Linked DNA regions of Homo sapiens: region 2 is linked to region 1. A link is a contact called in ENCODE Hi-C data. All regions are on one chromosome and are shown on one strand. Each heading gives the region's core, a stretch centred on a gene start or an enhancer-like site at or near the end of the contact. The rest is flanking DNA. Distances are from core to core; before and after follow the strand shown. Region 1 overlaps RNLS (renalase, FAD dependent amine oxidase). Region 2 overlaps RNLS (renalase, FAD dependent amine oxidase).

Region 1 (7,316 bases), core at 2,008-4,507:
ATTTATAGAACAAGAAGATATAAAATCATCAATGATATAACACTATCAATCAACTTGACCCAATTGATTTATAGAACATTTCACTCAACAACGACAGAATACACATTCCTTTCAAATGTACATGAAAAATTTACCATTATAGACAATATCCTGGGCCATAAAGACATTGTCAGTAAACTTTAAAAGATTCAAGTAATACAAAGTATGTTCTCTAAATACAGTAGAATTAAATTTAAAATCAATGACACATTTCTGAGAAATCCTCAAATATTTGAAAAACTACATAACATACTTCCAAATAGCTCAAGGGGAAAGTCAACAGGGGAAATTAGGAAGTATTTTGAACTGAATTAATGCGAAAATACAACGTATCAGAATTTCTGGGATACTGCTAAACCAATATGTTGGAGGAAATTTATGTGCTAAATGCTTATCTTGGTAAAGAAGAAAGGTCTCAAATCAGTAACCTCATTTTCTACCTCAGGAAGATAGAAATTAAAGAGCAAAGAAAGCCCAAAATTAGAGGAAGAAATGAAATGATATAGCTTAAAGTGGAAATTAATGAAATAGGAAACAGAAAAACAATAGAAAAACAAGTGAAACCAAAATTTGCTTCTTTGACAAGATTAAGTAAAATTAGTAATTCTCTAGCCAGACTGATCATGAAAATAAGAGACACAAATTGCTAATATCAGTAATGAGAGAGATGACGTAATTACCAAGTCTGTAGAGATACTGGTATATCTACACAATAAAGAAATATTGTGAACAGCTTATGCCTATAAATGTGACATTTAGATGAAATGGACACATTTCTTGAAAAACACAAATTACCAAAGCACACTCAAAAATAAATAGATAACCTGAACAGCCCTAGACCTACTAAAGAAATTGAATTTGTAGTTAAAACCTTCTAACAAAGAAAATTCCAGGACATATAGTTTAATTGGAAAAATTCTACCAAATATTTAAGACATAATACCAATCCTACACAATTCTTCCAGAAAATTGAAGTACTAGAGGCAATACTTTCCAACCTAATTCATGAAGCCAGCATTACTCAAATATCAAAAACAAAGACATTGCAAGAAAACAGAACTACAGGTCAATATCTCTATAAAAAGAGAAAAAAAATTCTGAAAAACATTGTAGCAAATTTAATTCAACAACATATACAAAAGACCACGACAAAATGGGGTTTATCCCATAAATGGAAGGTTTGTCTAACATTCAAAATTTAATTTAACTCACCATATTAAAAAACTAGAAAAATCTATGATCATCCCAGTAGATGCAGGAAAAGCATTTAACAAAATCCAATATCTATTTCTGATAAAAACTGTTAGCAAACCAGGAATAGCAAACCAGGAATAGAAGGGAACTTTCTCAATCAATGGCCATCTGTGAAAAACCAACACCATACTTCGTAGTAAAAAAACCAAATGCTTTCTTTCCTACTACTGTTGAGTACAAGATAAGGATGGCTGCTGTTACTACTTTTGTTCAACATTTAACTAGGGGGGTTAGACAGTACAATAGGGAGAAAAAGAAATATAAAGTATCCAGATTGGAAAGGAAGATGTAAAGCTGTCTCTATTTACAGATGACACAAGTGTCTATATAGAAAATTCAGTGAAATCCACAAAAGCAGCTAGTAGAATAAGTGAGTTGAGCAAGGCTGCTATCTACTAGAGAAATATGCAAAATTTAACTGTATTTGTTTATATTAGTAATGACAATTAGAAATAAAAATGTTTAAAAGAATACATTTATAATAGCATTTAAAAATGAAACATAGGAATATATCTGACAAAAGATATATGAGATATATACATGGAAAACTATAAAACATTACTGAAAGACATACAGAAGACCTAAGTAAATGGACAAATAAAAGAAAATACCTTTTTCATGGCTTGGAAGAATCAATATTCTCCCCATATTGATTTATACATTTAATGCAGTCCCAATCAAATTCCCTACAGGTTTTTTGTGGAAATTGAAAACTGATTCTAAAATTCATGTGTAAATGCAAAGGACCTAGAATAGGGAAAACAATTTGAAAACAGAACACAGTTGGAGAGCTAACATAGCCTGATTTCAAGAATATCATAAAGCTATATGGTATTGGCATACAGATAGACAGGATCAGCGGAACCGAATAGAAATCATTTCACTTGTATATAGACAATTGATTTTTGACAAAGATGTGAGAGCAGTTCAGTGGAGAAATGACAGTCTTTTCAACATATTGTGCTGGAGTAATTGGAAGGCTATATGCATGAAAAAAATTATAGAATAAAAAATGAAAAGCTGAACTGTGATCTTTATCTCACAATGTATAAAAATTAACTCAAAGTGAATCACAGGCCTAAATATAAAACCTAAAATTACAAAACTTCTAAAAGAAAACATAGAAAATAAATCTTTATGGCTTGGGATTAGGTGAAGATTTCTTAGGTATAACACCAAAAATATGATCCATAAAAGAACAAATTGATCATTGGATTTGGGGTCAGGAAATGACTCCAGCCACCTTTGTCTTTTTGAACCCTGGAAGACAGATGATGAACGTGAACTCCAAATTTATTCAACATTCCTGTTCAGGAAACTAAAATTTGAATTACATTCAAAGGAATTCTTTTTGTTTGTATGTTTTTATTTTCCAATATAGCAGTAATGACTAAACTTTGTATAGCAGAGTTCAAGTTATAGATGGATTTTCTATATATCATCTTGATTACACAGCAGCTTTGTAAAGAGGATGTTGTTAGTATGTCCATCTTACATATGAGTAAACTAAGTCTCAGATAGGTTTAATTACTTGTCCAAGATTCCACTGCTAGAAAGTGGCGGCCCTGGCTCCAACCCAGGTTTCCTGACTTCAGAGCCTGGTTGTTTTTCTCCTGTTTCACTTTGCCTCTCTTTACAGAATGGTGAATTGGTCCCTGATTTTTTTTAAAGCTTCTTTAAGTCAGTTCTTACTAGATGAGATTAATGAAAGCATTAACTCTTTTAAGACACCAGAATATTACTTAGTAAGCCTTTATCTTTCAAACTCACCATGGCTACCATCCATGTTTGCAAGTGTGGCTGAAAGGAAAAAATGCACAACCAACTGCCCTTTCCATCTTGAATAGAAATAGATTCTGCCTTCACCTTTAATGACACATTGGCACTGTGTACTCAGGCTGCTGTAAATTAATATAATTCCCAAAGTGACTACCAAATGCCCATGGTGTAACCTCTTCACACAGTAGGATCTGATCTGATATTCCTCTGATGTTGTCTAAATAGATGAATCACTTCAGGGAGTGTCCCTTTGAATTCAGTGCTCTTGGCATTTGCCCCAGTTCTATAATAGCCACATACCCCAGGGGTAAAGTAATGGATCTCTGGCAATCTGGCTGTCCCCTTTATTTCTCTTTCACATTTGTTTACACATTTGTGACTGTCCTCTGAGAACAGCACAAAGTAGAAAGGATAATATCCTCCCACTATCCTCTCCAAGGGTCAAAACCACATGGACAGTCTTATCAGTCTCAGTCAGATTAGTCTTCGGTTGTGCTCTTAGACACAGTTAAGCCATTTAAAGCCTAAGTAGAGTGTCGTTAACAGAATCAAATTTAGACCAGCACATTTCTTGCAAAAGACAAATTTGAGAAAGGTAAATGAATAAAAGTGAACCTTTCACATTATAGTCAAGCATTTAACATTTGGAAGGAGGTGGGGGACACTTTATAAAACTACAGAAATGCAAAAGTGTGTTTTCTTATTAGTAATAGTCCTAGCTCTTTTCCTTGGAAAATAAATTCAGTGTTACACTTGCACATCTTCATGAGAAATGGAAATGGAGCGAGAGATTCGGGAAATTATGATCAGAAATAAAATTCTTTTAAATGCTAACATACAGATCTTTTGTCCAATGTTAACAACAGTCTTTGCCCTTTTGCTTTGCATTATTTCTGCCTTTAAACCTCTAGTCTTTTTTTTTATTGTTCAAGGTATGTCCAGTCTTCATAACAATTCTGACAGAAACAGAGAGTTGATTTCCACTCTACTGTCTCCTAGTAAAGGCAACATAGTACAAAGAAAACGTAAGCATATCTAAGCTGTCTCTGCTACTCAGCTTTTTGACTGGGAGGAACTTACTTAACCATGCTGTAGTTCAGTTGCTTCCTATATGAAGTGAGATCATAAGCCATGGATCATTCTGAGAACAACATGAGTTACTATAAAGTATGTCAAATGCACAGCATATGGAAGATATCCAATCAACATCATTTGTATCTTTTCCCTTTAATGACTTTAAGAATATGACTGATTTCTCTCTGTTCTATGGAGTTGTTGATACATTTTCCTTTATTTGTATCAAATAGTAAGTAGATTTTTATTTGGCCACCAGAATTCAACAGGAATAATGCAATCTCCAATTCCTGTACTATAGTTGATTATGGTTTTCTGTTCTTTGAACTTGAAAAGAGATATGATTTTCATGCCTGCATCTGGAGTTTACAAGTTGAAATGTGTCAGGTAGGTGAAATATCTTACTTTAAGAGAAAGAGCAGTTAATATGCAAATATTAGATATTGGAAAGAGATCAACAATTGTCCACCCTTGGATGGAGGCAGAGACATGGATTATCCAAAATCTCAAATAATTCTTCTTGTTCTGAAATGCCATAAAGAGCCAGCCACCCTGTCAAAGAAATATAGACTTACCCCTCAATGCCATACCCTGATTCCACTCCAGCACAGTAGGACTTTTGGCATTCTAACAGATCAGTAGAATCCACAAGGCTGATAACCATAAGGTAATTGTAGGGATAATGAGTATAGTGTGGTAGTAAAGATTAGACGCACTAGTCCTTGCTAACTGTGTGAATTGTGATAAAGATTAAACAAACCTCTTTCTATTTAACCACGAATCTCCAATTTTCTTTTTGCAAAATGGTGGTAATAATGGTACCTGTGGGGAGTACCAGACACATATAGATGCTTAATCAATATTAGATACTGTTTTTATTAGTTACTAAAAGGAAACCATTTCCTGTTTATGTAATTCTAACCACCATTACAAAGTAAAATAATGTAGGCTCTTCCCATCAATTTACTCCACCCATTTTAGCTTTTCTTAGGTTTAACTGATCTTTATCTGACATCTTTCTGAGGGCTTCCCCTCCCCATGTACTACTGTTACCCCCTAGGATCTTCACACTTATGAGAAAGCTGTGTTATGTGCTGGTTAAGAACAGGGCTGAACTTGAACCCTGGCTCCTCCTCCTTACTGTCTTTGGTGCCTTGGCCATCTCTAAGAAGGTATGTATGGAAGGGGATAATAATAGTACCTGTCTCATGGGGTTGTTGTGGTAACTGAGTTAATACATGCAAAGCATCTAGAACAGTGCCAGGCAAGTAGTATGTGATCTGTGAGTGATAGCTATGATTAAATGCTAGCAATTAGAAATAACAAAATTTCTTCATCTTTTTTCTCTTCTAAAAACATTTGCTTATTAAGGGGGCCTGACTTCCTCTTGTGAATTTTTTTTCCCTGTATCTCCTCCTTTTCTTTTTCCCAACAGTAAAAAAAGGGGGAATTGGGGGGAATGTTTTCTATATATAACTTACAGCCCTCATAAGTTGTCAGTACAAATGTCCTATGTTACAATATTGAAGACATAAATGATGATGACTCCCTCCTTGGCCTCTATTCTGTGTTTCCCACTATTCACATGAGCCTACTTCATTGGAACAGGATTTTGGTGAACTGCCAAATGTGCCCCAAGTTTGACATGGTATGACCTTCAGTATGGGTTTTAATTCTTGTGTACTTCTCTGTGTTCCACATTAGACTGTGATCTTCTTGAGTACAAAGAGCCATATTCTAATTTCATTGTGTCTACAGCACCTAATACACATACCGCTAAACTGCCATATAACAAACTAAATGAATGAATGAAGTCATATTGAAAGTATACTATTCTAGCCCTCTGTCCAGCAACAGAGTAAACTTCCAAGTTAGTTTTGGGATAATTCTGGAACTTTAAAATTTTCAGGGACACTTGTGCATTCTATTCTAGGTCTTTCTCCCTCCCTAATTTTATCATTCCTGCCACAGTTCATTGACCCCCTACTCCAAACACACTTTGTGTTTTCCTGTATCTGTGCCCTACTCTTACCATTCTTTTTGGAATGTCTTTTTCTACTTATCTGAATCTTTAGCTCACACCTCACATCAACGTTTTTTTCTCTACCCTAAGTGTAAGTCATTTCACCTTTTTCTAACCTTCTATAGCAGCTGATGTCTAAACCAATTAGCTGTCACTTAACACATACAGTTTTGTATTTTTAGCTATCATTTTTAAGAAAAATACTTAAACAGATTTTAAATTCCTTGAGAGCAATGATCATGTCTTATACTTCTGTACCTCATACTAGGTGGAATACCCAATAAATCATTGTTAATGAGGTGGCTTACTCAAAGCCACCTTAGACATACTGCCAGGCAATATAAAACTAAATGCAGCATAATGAAAACATTAATTTGTGGGTAAATAGGAAGATTCATTGTACAGAAACACATTAGGACAAAGACAGAAGTTGCCAGCAGTTTCAACTTTATTAGCTCCTTTTGACTTTTTGCTTTATTTGTATTTGGTTTGATGCATCTTTTAATTTTTGTTTTATTTATGCTTTGGGGCAGGGGTAGTGGGGAAAAGGCATTTAACTTTACTCTAAGTCTAGTTTTATGTACTAACAAAAACTCTACTGAAGAATTGTTTATTTTACAATGAAACATTTCAAAACAAAACGAGACAACTAATGCATCTCTGCCATCTGTTCTGATGAAGCGTGGGGAAAGAATAGATGGGGGTGAAATATTATATGCACAGTTCCCTTCCTCCCCTTCAAAACTTTCAGTAACATGCTGCCAATGGCTGTGGCATGGATATCACCCAGTTTTACGGTGTGTGGCAATATATTTGAGCATCCTGATTATCTTAATACATGGAGCTACCAAATCCAAAGCAGTGTGAAAAACGAGCAGGATGCTGGAAGGTCATGTAAGTTCTTGTTACATATTTTATATTCTAGTGAATGAGTCTTTTAAAAATGTAGATGAAGAAAAAAGCATGACCAAACGTTGCTCCAAATCTCAGAGCAGCACAAAGATCTTGTGCCAAGGACCAAGGTTGTCTTTTATACTGAACACTTCCTCTGCCCCAGTGCTCAACAGCTCGGGTCCTATGCATTTTCCTTACTCTGCATTCACGCGTTAAAAATTTTTATATCTAGTCATCGTGTATTTACTATCAT
Region 2 (7,316 bases), core at 2,229-4,728, 46 kb before region 1:
AGTTGAGGATGGATAAGCCCTGTGTCTTGTGGGTTTATTTTTTATCTGGGGGGACAGTGGAGAGACTTCAAGTATACCAACCTGCCCAGGCATGCTTTGATGACTAGAGGTATATGTGGGATAAGGTAGGGCCACATATAAAGGGATCTTTAATAACAGAGTGAGGTATTTGAACTTGAGATGATAGGTAGTGAGGGATCATGTGTCATAATGAAACCCAGCCATCTGGTTAAAATTAGCAATTGGCCCTGAGGTGATAAAATACTGGCAAGCTAGGAGTGGGCCTAAAAATGAAATGATGAATCTGACAGAAATGTTGAAGACATATTACCAAATATCAGATACTAACTGGATAGAAGGAATAAGAGAAAGTGGGGAGTCAGATGGGCTCGCGTTTTCAAGCCTAAGAAACTTGGGAGATTAGAATAACTGGCACCAAGAAACTGGGACAAGGAATGCATTTAGGTAGGAGAAAGTAAATGTTTTTTAAATGTTTGAAAGATAACATGAGAGCCATTTTGGAATGGATTTTAAAGTCCTTGTTGATAGTTGACTTCAATCCACAGTAGGTCCTGAGACAGCTAATCTTAAGTTTTAATAATTCTTTACTTTTAAGAAGTTACCAGATAAAAATCTATCCAGGATAAATGTTAATCTATCTGAAATAGGCACTGGGCCATATGGCCTCATAAGATTCCATGCATGATTGCATTCAACAGACACATACTGTGAACCTCCAGCTAGTATTGCATAGTAGTTGGTGTCATAGCTTAGTAATGAACAGTGTGTCCTCTAGAGTCAGGCAGAACTTGGGCCATATCAGCTCCTGCTCTGGACAGCTGTGTGAACTTGGCAAAATACTTACCCTCTATCATTCTGAAGCTTCTTAGATGTGAAACAAAGATCATGATAGCACCCACCTCATAGGAAGGTCATGGAAATTAAGGGGGATGATGCATGTGAAGCCTTTAGCCTAGTGTCAAGCACACAGAAGATGATCAGTGTTATCTGTCACATACCACTGTTATTGTCTTCCACAGTCTTCAAATTTCTGTCATCCCTGTCATCACTATCATCCTTGTCATCGTTGCCATCCTTGTTTCACCATCATCCCTGTCTTCACCATCATCACAATTGTCAGTGTTTACATCAGCGTTGCTGTTGTCACCATCATCCTCTTCCCCATTGTCATCCCCACCATCGCTGTCATCCCCATCATCATTATCTCTGTCTTCACCATCTTTCTCTCCTTCCCTGTCATCCCGGTCATCACCATCATAACTGACATCCCATTGTCACCTTCATCCCTAACTTCACCATCATCCTTATCATCTTGCTCATACCATCAAGGCACCTGCTTTGTTGTTCCTTCGTCAGTTTTTCTGTGAGCAAGTCCTGAATATCAGCACTTTGCACTTTCTCCATAGGGCAGATGTACACATGGAACAGTCTTTGAATGGTTATTGTTAGCTTAGTCACACTGTACCATTTTCCAGTTCTTGTTCTAATAATAGATAGTATCTATTATTTAATGATATTGATACAAAAATATAATTTGCTTGAATTACTCTTGTTTTGGGTTAATCCAAGAATTTGAGTTTCATTTATAATATAGCAGATCAACTGCTTGAAAAAAAAAGGCCACACTATTATCGCTTTCTTACTTTTTGTGGCAAAACTGCACAGCATAAAGCATTTACAAGCTTATCTCTGTTTAAATAAATTTAATTAAATTTGAATTCAGCAGGCCTTGTTGCATAAGAACAACATTGACTTTGCTGTTTGGGTTTGCATGTTTTATGAACATCAGCACCCTGCTAAATGAAGAGTGGAAAACAGGCCCTTCTGAACTACCTCTCAACCCTTTCATGAAGGTTTTTTAAAAAGAGATAATGAAAAGAATTTGACCATTGTTTTATTATTGCTAAATACATATATTTTTGGGAAAGGGGCTTCCTGTTGACCATGTGTTCTTTTAAAACATCAACTTAGTGAGGTAGTTTATATTTTGTCCTGACTTCTGCTTTGAAATATTACAAGATTGTTTGTGTATAAAGTGCCTTTGATGAATAAGATAAAGGAATGTTGCTTTTCAATAAGTCATGTACCCATTATTCTACTTTTTAGAGGGAAAAGCTTTTTATTTACTCTGTTGTCCCCGTCCTCATAATATGCATCAAGATTAAAGGGTATACAGCATGGATAAAAGAATAGCTCCTTGGTGTGGTCCATGGACCAGTGCCCATCAGCAAACTATGTGTAATTAGTTTACAATGGATTAGATATTGAAAAGTGATTAGAAACTTCTGTAGTAATTTGCTATTGTCATGACATCCAAATATATGATTTTTGTATTTAACAAAAATCTAAGTCATCAATGCATTAGAAGTTTAAGAAAATGAAAAACAGTAACAACCACCAAAACAAAAACAAAATGTAAATCCTGTTTCTTCAACATATTAATTTGTTCTGTGAGATTTTAATAGGCATTCCATAAAAAGCACATCCGTTCCTTAGATAGGTTTGGAAGGGACTGATATAAAATAAATCATGTAAGTTATTGTCTTCTGGACTCCCAGGATCTGCATTGTGAACCTCCAAGTGAAGGCAGGGTAAGAAGAGTCTCCTGAATCATAAACCCCTGGATTTATAGAACATCTCCAAAGAGTAATGTCCTGTAGAGGATCCTTTACCTAAAGAGTTAGTATTTTTCTGCTATTTTTAACTTTTCAGTTGCTTCCTATGCAGCTTTAGAATAGGACTATCATTTTTAAAACTTGATTTTTCCCCTTAATTTTTTAATTTTTGAAATGCAGCCTGCAATATTACCATTGTAATCAATGTTACTATTTTTCTAATTTCATGGATTTTGTATTTTCTTAATTAAAAATTTTAAAAGGCTGACCAAATGCTCAAGAAGACACAAAGTCCCACCCCCCAAAAGCCAGAGACCATGTTTTTCCTGTGATCTCTGGATCCTCACAGAGAGTGTAGAGGGAACAGCTGCAGTTTTTAGGAAGGAAAATAATTGTGTTGCAAAATACCTCTTGACATAGGAAGGTGAGATTAGAGACTGAAAGGACATTGGAATGAATCCGAAAAGAAAAGGTTTTTTAATGCTGCTAATAGAAGTTAGAAGAAAAGAAAGGACAACTGAGGGTTAAAAAGATCATTGAAAATGTACTCGAAGAAAATGAAAAAGTGTTCCTTAAATTGCTATTAGATTTCAGGGCTCTGAGGCTAAGATCTAGCCCCAGGAAGAATTTTTAGGGAGAAGATTGCTTCATTTCAAACTAGATTGGGCTTCCTTATTTTTAGCCAGAACACTCAGTTCCAGATGCCTTTCTCTTGAGTTTGATAACATTAAAGCGGCTCGGTTGGTTGCTGGCCATCACTTTTAGTGTGAGGCACTAATAAAGTGTGGAGCAGGTGAAAATCCCAATGAAATTGGGCTAACTCTACAAATGTGTAAAAACAGCTTCATACTTGGAAAAGCCACAGTGAATGCCAGGGCTGCCCTGTCGCCCTGTGTGCCCAAGCCTCCTGACTTCTTCATTACATCTCACATTGTCACCTTTCTATCTTCTTGGATCTCAGCCTCAGTTTCGCCAGTGTCTACTTTCCCTCTGCCTTCAAACATACATGGCAGTCCACTATCTTGTTGCCGGGGGGAGCTGACTACTTTCTCCAACTACTTTTTATATCCTGTTTTTGTAAAACTTCTCAAACAAGGCATCATATTTCTTTGCTACCTGCTTTTCCCCAGTCTCAGGAGTCTGGCCTTAATAATGAGGCAGCAACTATAGCCAACTTGACTAAGAGCTGACTGCACCAGGATCAGTGCTTAGAGCTTGGCATATGTTACTTCATTGAATCCTCAAATAATCCTCTGAGTCAGGTATTACACCTATTGTAATTTTATAGATGAGATGCTCAGGTTTAGATTAAGCAATTTGCTACACAGAGACACTATTGACAGGGCTGGAACAGAGCCCAGGTCTGACTGACCTCAACACATTTTCTTAACTACCTTTTTGTTTACTCAAAAGTGCCAGGAAAATGTTCTCATTTAAGCCTTCCAACTTGAAGAGGTATTATTATAATCCATTTAATACACTTGCTGTGAACTAGGAGAGTCACCGCCTTCCTACAGGGCATTTGCAAATTTGTCCAGGTATTTGGTTGTGGGAATACTGGAGGTGGGAATGCTGCTAGCATTTAATTGCTAGAAGAAGGAGGGACATAGGTGTGGGAACTGCCATGCAATGCTGAGAAATACCTCACGCAACAAAGAATTCTCCTGCCTCAAATGCCAATTATGCCCCATTCAGAAACAATGATAATGGATGAGAATTTAATAATGGATTCAGAAAGCCTAAATAACTTCCCTGAATCTGGAGCCATAAATCAAACTGAGATCTGTCTGGCTCTAAAGGTTGTTTTTTTTTCTGCTCAATTCAACTTCATCTAACAGAACATTAAAATATTATGTATAATTTGATTTGCTCCCACAATTACCATATTTTATATGCAGCATCTCAAATATAATTTATTTAGAGAATACTTAACTAATTTCCTGATTGAATGTTATTTTAATACATTTAATGGAGATAGCATGTATCATAGTATTTGCCAGATTTTCACAAGGATGCTAAAATTTAATGAAAGAAACCATCAACATTGTATTAAACAAGGAAAGCTGCATATTCTGGAACATGCTGTCTTCTGCACTGACAACCAGGAGCAGAAAAGACTCATTTATGAAAGGAAAAGAAGGAGGAAAGAGAGAAGCTTGGTGAAGAAGAGAGGAGAGAAAAATATATATATATGGCTTTTTATTTAATTAGTCTTATACACTGAGCCCTGACCTGTCAATTGCAATGTTTCCTTCCTCTGAAACTTCATTTTTAAAAAATCTCCTTTATAAACATTCTAAGGTCTAAAGGGTTGCCCAAATTTAAATAAGATTTTCTACTTTCTATATTTAAAGACGTCTTCTTAATGTGCTTCTTTCTAAAATAAATGCATGGTATATATTTTTTGTAGCAGTCATGGGTTGTACTAGGCAAAGACCTTGTCATGCTTGGTAAAGAAGGGCTGTGCTTTTCATAATCATAGATTGCATACCTGGACTGTACACTTGAACATGACTCAAGTCTCCAAAGTTTAACCATCATTTTATAACATCAAGGCCTGTGTGCCATATTTGTGTGTGTGTGTGTGTGTGTTTTACTACCCAGAAAAATAAAATGGTAGTTTCTGCTTCACCCAAGTGCCTACATTTGAAACACATATCATGCAAGACAAACTCTCATCTTGAGTTGCTGGTAGGAAAAAAAGGATCTTTCTTTATGCCATTTTTCTTCTTCCTATTTTCACCGTTTGAGATATACAGTCATGTGCCACATAATGGTGTTTCAGTCAACACCAGATCACATATACGTCAGTGGTCCTATAAGATTATCCTACGATATTTTTACTGTACCTTTTCTATTTTTACCTGTGTTTAGATACACAAATACCATTTTGCTACAGTTGCCTACAGTATTCAGTACAGTAACATGCTGTACAGGTTTGTAGCCTAGGAGCAATAGGCTGTATCACCTAGCCTAGGTGTGTAGTAGACTGTTCATCAAGGTTTGTGTTAGTACACTCTATGATGTTTGCAAAACAACAAAATTGCCTTATATTTCTTAGAACATATCCTCACGGTTAAGTTATGCATGACTAGTTAAATTCCCAACATAGACGATTTTCTGGGACCCATAATTAACAGAGAATTTCAGACTTTGTGGGTGATAAGAGTATCTGAGTGCTTGTTAAAAATGTAGATTTCCAAACCCTGTGCTAGAGACTTGAATTCAGTAGCTCTTGGGAAGAGTGAAATGCTTTGTCAACAAGCTCCCCCAGGTGATGGGGTGCCTGTAGTTCATGGAACACACTATGAAGACAAATAGTTTGGTACTTAATAAGCCTCTAATAAATAGTTGTTGAATATATGAATGTGACTATATGAATATATGAATGTGGCTGTACTAACAGCTTTATTCCTGTCAACAGAGGCTTTTACCTATAACCACAGAAGCTTATATTCCTAGGAAATTCTTACCTTTTCCTTCCCCTCACCTTTGTCCACCTATTTTCGGCAACTCTTGAAGTCTTGTTTGGGCAGATCCCTTCCATTTTCATGCCTATCGTGCTGCTTTAGCACCTCCTGTCTCGGGCTTGTTAACAGGTTCCCCAGGCTCCAGACTCTTTTGACTTCAACTCATCTTTAAAACCACTACCAGATTAATCTTCCTCAAACCTGTGCTTATCTGTATTTAAGACTCTTCATGATTTGACTCAACCTACTTTTCCCCTTAATTTCCTTCTCTTCTTCTCTTTAAAATACCAGATCCCACTCTTGTCCCTAATTGTGCTTTATACACCTCCTTCTCACTGCTTTGCTTATGCCATCCCCTTCCCAGCCCTGGGCAGGAAGGAAGGGGTTAACTCAGCAGGCCTGGGTTATTCAAATCCTGCACATTTCAAAGAAATGCCTGCCTTCAGGACTAGCCCTTGGTCAGCTCCTGGGAATTAACCTCTGAGCTCTTGAAATATTCTTCCAGATAAGAGTCTTTTTGTATGCCTGAGGCCTTGGACCATGCTGTACAGATAAATTTATCCTGACGATGTGATTTATGGTGAAGACTTTTTTTTTTCTTTTAGGTAGGGGGAGGCTGGAATCTCAGTAGCTGAGGTCAGTTAAGGGGCCTATATTGCTGATCTCCAATAACAACTCTGGACACCAAGGCTCATGTGAGCCTTTCTGGTTGGCAACATTGAGCATGTGTTGTCATACATTGTTGCTGGGAGAATTAGACACATCCCCATGAGACTCCATGGGGAGGGGACCACAAAAACCTTGCACCTGGTTTCTTCTGGACTTCCAAACATGTACCTTCTCCCTTTCCTTTGCTAATTTTAATCTGCGTCCTTTCACTATAGTAAACGATACCCTGTGAATTTAACAGCTTTTCTGAAGCCTGTAAGTTCTTCTCATGAATCATCAAGCCTGAAAGTGGCCTTGGGAACTCGTGACACCTCTCCACAGAATGGCCCTCTCTTTTCGCCTTACAGTACTCTATACATTCTTCCAGAGACTGATAAAATCCCTTCCCCTTACTTTGCCTTCCCCAAAAGGTAGCCAGCAAGCAGCACCCATTGCTGGTGAGAGTGCCCACTGGAAAAGGCCTCTCTGAAAAGAAATTTGGCCATGTTAGCAAAACTTAAAATGGGCATAACATTGACCTAGCAGTTCCACTTTTTTGGAG

What was found. A loop is a pair of places that touch in the nucleus more often than their neighbours do. Pooled maps may share reads with other maps.
Region 2: a map of psoas muscle shows a loop between it and region 1 (2.9-fold over the local background). The contact joins two enhancer-like sites. A Hi-C loop is called at or near these places in 5 of 168 maps with a recorded cell type or tissue (CD14-positive monocyte, gastrocnemius medialis, heart left ventricle and 1 more), 1 of 37 single-sample maps with no recorded cell type and 2 of 50 pooled maps.

The regions. Positions count from the first base shown.
Region 1 is chr10:88,424,717-88,432,032 of GRCh38, reverse strand. The region is part of intron 4 of RNLS (renalase, FAD dependent amine oxidase); the gene reads left to right. Among named protein-coding and RNA genes, the nearest start is that of RNLS, 150 kb to the left of the region's middle. Within about 2 kb of position 3,257, at least 2 of the 41 ENCODE cell types and tissues checked have a DNase peak (open chromatin) inside an H3K27ac peak, as active enhancers do.
Region 2 is chr10:88,471,338-88,478,653 of GRCh38, reverse strand. All of the region lies in intron 4 of RNLS (renalase, FAD dependent amine oxidase), which reads left to right. Among named protein-coding and RNA genes, the nearest start is that of RNLS, 110 kb to the left of the region's middle. Within about 2 kb of position 3,478, at least 10 of the 41 ENCODE cell types and tissues checked have a DNase peak (open chromatin) inside an H3K27ac peak, as active enhancers do.